Linked DNA regions of Homo sapiens: region 2 is linked to region 1. Evidence: read pairs that join two places in POLR2A ChIA-PET (ENCODE). Cell type or tissue: HepG2. All regions are shown on one strand.

Region 1 (4,000 bases):
GTATGGGAGATCCCTGCAAGGCAGGAAGGGGGAGGGGGAGGCAGCTCTTTTATTTCCAAGGATGGTGGGAAAGGGGGAGGTGGGCATTCAGATGAGCACGGGTCTTCCTGGGTTCCAGTCTGGGAGGAGATGTGTTCAATAAGTTGAGGGGAGCACTCTGTTCTCGGGTATTTGGGGTATTATTTGCAAAGGATATTTGGTCTATTTGCCAAGGTATTTGGGGGTATCTGTGGCCACATCAAAGAAAATGCAGCATATACCATGGGAAGTCTCTGCATACTCTAGAGGCTGATATGGAACTTAGCTGACAGCCCGGCTGGTATCTTGGGAGTTGGGGGAGAGGTTTGTGCCTGGTATTGTAGCCAAGAGCAGACGGCCTGAGTAAGTCTGTATGGAAGTTCAGCCAGACCTCGGGACCTGTGGGGCACAGAGAAAATCCTGAAGGAGACAAGTCAGAGACAACTGAGCCCTGGCCAGACGGCAGCAGAACATCCATCTATTACCTGTGGCCCAGAGCAAGCCCTTGGGCTAGAAGCTGGTAAACCCAGCTGCACAGTTGACTCCCCTGTGGATGAGTCCCAGATGCCCAGGCTCCATGCCTAAAGGTTTGGATGGAATTGGCCTGGCACTGGTATCTTTTTAGAAAGCTACCCAGGGCTTACACACCAGTGAAGTGAACTACTTCCTTCAGGAATAGAAATATCCTCCAAACCGGCTGGGTGTAGTGGCTCACGCCTGTAATCCCAGCACTTTGGGAGGCCGAGGCAGGTGGATCACTAGTCAGGAAATTGAGACCATCCTGGCTAACACGGTGAAACCCTGTCTCTACTAAAAACACAAAAGCAAAATTAGCTGGGCATGGTGATGGGCGCCTGTAGCCCCAGCTACTGGGGAGACTGAGGTGGGAGAATGGCGTGAACCCAGGAGGTGGAGCTTGCAGTGAGCCGAGATCGTGCCACTGCACTCCAGCCTGGGTGACAGAGCGAGACTCCATCTCAAAAAAAAAAAAAAAAAAAAAAAAGAAATATCCTCCACACCAGGGCAAACATGAGGGTGAGGCAAGTGAGGCACCTAGGATGCAAAATTGACAGATGCACTTACTGTCAAGGTCATGTAAGTGCTGTGGTCATGGGACCTTGAGATCACCTCCTTACCTATTGAGGTTAGATGCCTCACTGCCTCGTCCAGCCCTGGCCCTGCTCCACTCTCCTCTCCAGGTAGGTCCCTTCCCTGGGCCCAATTTTTCTTTTTCTTCTTTTCCTTTCCCTTCCCTTCCCTTCCCTTCCCTTCCCTTCCCTTCCCTTCCCTTCCCTTCCCTTCCCTTCCCTTCCCTTCCCTTCCCACCCCCCTCCCCCTTCTCTCCCCGCTTCCCTTCCCCTCCCCTTTCCCCATCCATCCTTCCCTTCCTTTTTCTTTCTTTCTGACAGGATCTCACTCTGTCGCACAAGCTGAAGTGCAGTGGCATGATCACAGCTCCCTGCAACCTTGACCTCCTAGGCTCAAGTGATCCTCCCACCCACCTCAGCCTCTGAGTAGCTGGCACCACTGTGCCCTGCTAATTTTTTATTTTTTGTAGAGATGGGGTTTCACCATGTTGCCCAGGCTGGTCTCAAACTCCTGGGCTCAAGCCATCTGCCCGCCTTGGCCTCCCAAAGCACTAGTGTTAAAGGAGCCACCGTGCCTGGCCCCTGGGCCCAGTTTTTAGAAGTAACCCCAGCTATGAGTCCCTCTACTTTGGAAGCCATCTGAAGAGCACAGATGAAAGTTTCATGGGGCCAAGGGACCAGCTGGGGAATCGGTTTGGGAAAAGAGTTGGCAGAAAACCAAAAAATGAGCAGATTAAATTACTACCTTAACCACTTTGCTGGTTTCTGGGATGAGAACGACATGACATGACTATTAGCTGCCAGATGCAGCTTCGTCATTTCTACCAGCTCTCCAAAGCCATGACATTTTGGTTTACTGACTGTAGGGGAGGGTGGACTAGGTCCAGGGTTCTTTAGAAAGGAATTCAAGTTACACAAACCAATGTGTGTTCACGGTCTGTTGCAGTCTCAAAGAAAAAGTGTGTGTGCCTGCCTCCAAATAGCATGTGGGTGAGACTCGGGGGGCCTTGCATGGCTCCTGGTTGCTCATCATCTGTCTCACCCAGAAATCCATCCCAGCCATGGTGAATCAGAATTGTCACCATGGAAGGCAGACCTTTGAGAAGCATTTGGAACCGCTCAGTTTGTTAGTGTGAGCTCAGGGCTCCAGTGAATGGTCCAGTACTGTGCATAAGCCCAGGGCTTGACACGCTAGAACAAATGTGTCCTTTGTAAATAAGAAGTGACCTTTGTTTCCCTCTGCCCCAGCGTCCCCCTACCCTTGCTTCATCCTGGCCTCAGTACTGACCCTGGATCCCCCAGACAGAAACCTGACCTGGCCTTGCCAATGGAATTGGACACCCTAAGCCACGAGAGAGCTGGGATGGGGGCATCACTCCGTGTTCGAATACAAAGTCCTTCTTATTGGGATAAGAGCGAGGGCCCTGGCCTGTAGGAGCAGAACTGTGTTCTAAACTGCCAGAGCACCTTCTAAAGCCTGGTTTTGGCCGGGCACGTGGCTCATGCCTGTAATCCCAGCACTTTGGGAGGCTGAGGTGGGTGGATCACCTGAGGTCGGGAGTTTGAGACCAGCCTGACCAACATGGAGAAACCCCTTCTCTACTAAAAATACAAAAAATTAGCTGGGCGTGGTGGTGCATGCCTGTAATCCCAGCTACTCAGGAGGCTGATGTAGGAGAATCGCTTGAACCTAGGAGGTGGAGGTTGCAGTGAGGTGAGATCACGCCATTGCACTCCAGCCTGGGCAACAAGAGCAAAACTCTGTCTCAAGAAAAGCCTGGTTCTGTTTCTATCACCCCTTTCTCAGCTTTGGCAGTGGTAGGAAAGTTATCGCAGAGGAAGGGTTGGTAGACAGGGGACTAGCATCTGGTCACGCCACTGACTCCCAGCTGCTGCTTAGGGTCCTGTCGGCAGCCTCTGGCCCAGGTCACAAACCTTCAAATCCTGAAGCAATTTCCTTTAGAATAATCAATCATTTGAGGTCTGACTTCCTTCAGATCTGATGGCTTATTCAGGTCTACTGTAGAGGGGATCTGCCTGTTCTCTGGGCTCTGGAGGTGATTAACATGTGAGCAGCTGTGGAAGCTCTCTAATGAACTAGGCCACTTAAGCTCAAGGAGTTCTTTCTCTCTCTGCGGTAATTTCTGCTGAGAGAAGCAGCATCAATGACCCATAAAACTCAAGAGCTTTTTCCCTTACCCATTTGCTGGGATCTATTAATCTCATACCATAGCCAGCAGCTAACCCATCTGCAAGACACCTGGTCTTGATTTAATTAATGTGCAAAGCCAAAGAACATCAGGCAGGTAAAAATCTGCAATTAACAACTGTCTCTCAAGATTTTCTTTGTTGGGTCCTGCTTCTCCCCCTTTCAGGCAGAGGGAGGGATGAGAAGGAATCAAAGGCAAATACAGTTTAATTCCATCTTGAGTAATTGCTCCGGAAAGGCTCTAAAAGAATTGCTGGCTGTTTAACTCAGCAATTTGAACTTGCATTTAGGAACATCATCAAACTGTAAGTGCTTTGATCTTTTTTATGCTTCTGTACATAAGAAAACCAAACACGCCCAATTCCTATGCTGTGTTGTCATAAGAATTAGAAACTCTTGGCACACAGCTGTCAGTAAGAGGTTCGGGAGGGGCTGGCTTTTCTTGAAGGAGGAAACAGCTGAATGCCTCAGAGTGAGCATCAAAAGACAGGCCAGGAGGCTGGAGCTCTGGACTCTGTTCCCAGTGGCTCCCGAGATGACACTGGGCAGGACATGCCCCTTCCTGGCCTTCATTTTCTAGTCTGTAAAAGAAGGGAGTGGAACCAGATGGTTTCCATATTTTGAAGTCCTCCCTCCCCAAACCCCTAGGCTCTGCCATTCTTTGCTTCTAGGAAACACATTCCTT
Region 2 (4,000 bases), 100 kb after region 1:
CTCCCTTCTCTTGAAGTGTGCTAGAGAAGAGGCAGTGAAGCAACAAGACACAGGGCAAGGACAAGTCTGGCAACCCAGGGTTGCTCTGGATGAAGGTGAGAACAGGGGAGCAGAGACAGCGTGTCCTTAGACAAAGTCCTGGGTGGAAACGAACACTGAGCCTGCCAATGCAAACAGCAGCAGCAGCAGCCACCGATGGCTCATGACTGTGCCTTCCCAGAGCGACTGAAACCTGCCTGTGATTCCTCTGTTGCCTCTTCCTTCTGTCCCTAGGCTTCAACCTGGCAATTAACCCCTTCATTTAGGGGCAAAGAGAAGTCAAACTTAATCAGTTTTCTGACAGCTCTGATACTGAATTACAACAGATTACTTAGAAAGATAAGAAGTCGAGATATTTATTTGCATAGTTGACTCCTACAAAATGATAGTTTTTTGGACTTTGCAATCACACACGAAGAGTTTCTAGGATTACTATGGGGTGTGATTCAGTTTCAGGGTTGCAGTTGAACCATTGCTGACAAATGGCACCCCTTCATTAAGACCCATTTGTCTCCCACTCTGTCCCTCCCGCTGGGTAACTGTGGAACAACAGAAACTCTAAGCCTGGATGAAGAGATGTTGGTTAATGGGTGCAAACATGCAGCTAGGTAGAAGGAATAGGCTCTATAGTTCAGTAGCATAGTAGGTGACTAACAATAACTTATTACACATTCCAAAATAGCCAGAAGAATTGGAATGTTCCTAACACAAGGAAATGATAAATGGTTGAGGTGATGGCTATCCCACTTACCCTGATTTGATCATTACACATTGCATGCATGTATCAAAATATCACAGGTACCTCATAAATATGTACAACTATTATGTATCAATTAAAAATTATCTAAAAATAAAATTCACCATTTTAACTATTTTTAAAAACCTCTGTTTGTGAAGAAAAATGATGGTGTTGTGGAAAAAGCTCTAGCTTGCATTGTAATCCAAGCTCAGCATGAAAAATTGCTGTGTATCTGACTGATTCATTTAATTTCTTTGCATTTACCCTCTTGGGCAATGAAATGAAATGGTGTGTATAAATGCGCTCTGTGAAAGATACAGTACTATACAAGTGCTAGTTGTTAGTAATGATATATGTACCGCCTCACAGGGCTGTTATGAGTCTTCTTTAAGAGTGCTCTTCCAAAGAAAGTTATTGTCAGAAATTCTAGAATCTTCTAGCTTCAGAAAGAAGTGCAGCTGCAATAAAGGTTTATCGAATTATCAACAACTGAAGGAAAAAGTAAAGCCCAGAACACATTGTATTAGGTTAACTAGAATCACAACTGGCAGAAACATATTTCTTATTAAATAAAAAAAAAATCTCTTCAGTGAGACAAATGTCAAGTTCTCTAATGATGTTTATAAATCAATTTTTAAGACGAATAACTTGCTATCATAATCACTCATTTTTCCTGGCACTGCTTGGCAGGACAAATCTCATAAATGCACAACCTTTCGTGTCAGTACAAATAGATCCATCTTCTCTGATTATCTCTACAGTTTAGGACCTGCAGTGCAAAGATACCAACATTAGCGGGCATGGGCTTTATTTGTATCTTTTTCTAAATTGGCCAAGAGCTTCATGGGGTGGTTTGCAATAAACCTTACTCAATAAAACAAGCCCCCTTCGAATATATCTCTCGAACTCAAGAAAAGGACTCCCAATTTTTTTAAAAAACAACAACAAAACTTGTACATAAATGGAAAGTGTATTAGTTCGCTGAGGCTGCCAAAACAAAGTGCCACAAATTGGATGGCTGAAACAACAGAAATTTATTTTCTCACAGTTCTGAAGGCTAGAAGTCTGAGATCAGGATGTTGGCGGGTTTGGTTTCTTCTGAGGCCTCTCTACTTGGCTTGCAGACGGCCACCTTCTCGAGGGTCGTCACATGGCCTGTCCTTGGTGTGTGTGCACCCCTGCTGTTTCTTTGTGTGTCCGAATTTCCTCTTATTATAAGGACAGCAGTCAGATTGGATTAGGGCCCACCCTAACAGCCTCGTTTTAACTTAATCAGCTCCTTCACACCCCTAGCTCCAAATAGAGTCACATTCTTAAGTACTGGGGATTAGGGCTTTAGCTTATGAATTTGGGTGGACACAATTCAGCCTATATGAGGAAGAGAGTATCTGTGTAACCTCTGATGAAACAAAATGCCCATGGATATCATCCACTAGACCAGTCAAAGACAACTCACTCAGACCCTTCTCTTGCACAAATTGCATGCCCCGGTCACATGTGTTTTGCCCACCCGTGGGGCTGTGTGTGGCCCATGCATGGGCACAAACAGCGCAATGCAGCACCCTCCCGTCAAAGCGGCCCCATGGGAAGGCGGTGGGGCTTATCTGTCAAGGTCAAGGTCAGCTGTGCTGGCATCTGAACAGCAGCTGCTGAAGCAGTGGGAAGCAATGGGGATAGGGCGGAGAGGACCATGAAGCTTTTCCACAAACCCCGTGGGTTCTCCTCCCCCTGATAATTTTTTTTTTTCTAAAGGAATTTATCCTAGCTAGTTATGAAATCAGGAAGCCAACCTAGAGTTTCTGGAGACCTGATCCCTTTCCCCCAGCCCCAAATCTAATAGACAACATCAGATGGGGAGGACAGAGATAGAAAACATTGTCTCCTTAGCAATAGCCTCTGCCCTTTCCGATTTCCAAAGAAATCCACAAAGCAAAACAAATGTGCTCAAACACCACCTCACCCCACCCTGCACATGGGAGGCCTGGGCCCTGCAGTCTGGAAGCTTCCTGATTTTCCTGTGGGAACAGTGGGTGTGCTTTGAGGCATGCTCCAGAATGCCTGGAATTTTCCACCTGTGGCCCTCCCTGCCAGCTACAAGCCTAGGCCAGAGTGACAAACAGAACCAAGGGAAGCATAGCTTTTAGTCTAATGCACAAGGATCATGCAGAGACTCAGAACTAAATCAATCACGACAATGATCAGAACTATGGTGTGCCTTCTATGTGCCAGGCATTCACATGTATGATACAATTCAACCCTCGTCCCTGCCACCATGAGGCTGAGACCTTTACCTTCATTTTACAGGTCAGGAGGCCCAAATTCAGCAAGGCTCAGCAACTTGCTTCTTCAACCTCAACACCAGAGTCTGTGAGTGGCAGAGCTGGGGTTCGAACCAAAGCTAGGACATCTCTCCTCCACACTATGCTGACTGCCCTGTGCCCAAGCCACAAATAACATAGAGCCATGGGACCCACAGGGCCACAGTCACTGAAGTCAGCACCAGATGGTTCTCTTCTGCCTCTGCCAAGTGTAGCCTCAGGACTTAGCACATGGAAGGCTTTCAACAAAGGGGAATTGAACTGAAGTATCACTAGGTCATGACACAAGCCACACAGGTCATTGGGGCAAAGGCCAACACCCTGATTCTGAACAAAGGTACTGATCGGAGGCCCAGGGGAGCCCTTGCTGGATGAGTAGAGTGCTGGCCTGTCAGCCACAGAGGGGTGCTCAGCTTTGGTCCCGCAGGGTGAGGGGGCAAAGCAAGTGAAAAAAAAAACATATTTCCAGGCCCTGAAGGAATGAGCTACGGTGCCACTCTTCTTCCCCCTTTCCAGTGAGTGGTGCTTAACCCAGGGTTTTTTTGTTTTGTTTTGTTTTGTTTTGACAGAATCTCACTCTGTCGCCCAGGCTGGAGTACAGTGGCATGATCTCTGCTCACTGCAACCTCTGCCTCCTGGGTTCAAGTAATTGTCCTGCCTCAGCCTCTCAAGTAGCTGGGATTACAGGCGCCCACCACCACGCCTGGCTGATTTTTGTGTTTGTAGTAGAGATGGGGTTTTGCCATGTTGGCCAGGCTGGTCTTGAACCCCTGACCTCAGGTGATCTGCCCCACTCAGCCTCCCAAAGTGCTGGGATTACAGGCGTGAGCCACCATGCTCAGCCCATCCAGGGTTTTTACAGTAATTTCTATTCTGAAACTGCAACTTCGCCAAGAAGACAGAC

What was found. ChIA-PET counts read pairs that join two places held together with the same protein. Peaks named below come from ENCODE experiments on the same cell type or tissue, not always from the same donor. Only the 100,000 strongest peaks of a DNase experiment are listed, where the experiment ranks them.
Region 2: POLR2A ChIA-PET joins it to region 1 with 8 read pairs; 4 of 35 experiments call an interaction of 5 or more read pairs at or near these places.

Annotation. Positions count from the first base shown.
Region 1 is chr3:197,368,532-197,372,531 of GRCh38, forward strand. No RefSeq gene overlaps it. Among named protein-coding and RNA genes, the nearest start is that of DLG1, 72 kb to the left of the region's middle. In HepG2, no CTCF peak of the experiment used is centred here; DNase peaks (open chromatin) are centred at 2,030, 2,380, 3,660 and 4,000; H3K4me3 peaks cover 771 bases.
Region 2 is chr3:197,469,036-197,473,035 of GRCh38, forward strand. No RefSeq gene overlaps it. Among named protein-coding and RNA genes, the nearest start is that of LINC02012, 39 kb to the right of the region's middle. In HepG2, no CTCF peak of the experiment used is centred here; DNase peaks (open chromatin) are centred at 2,426, 2,796 and 3,374; H3K4me3 peaks cover 683 bases.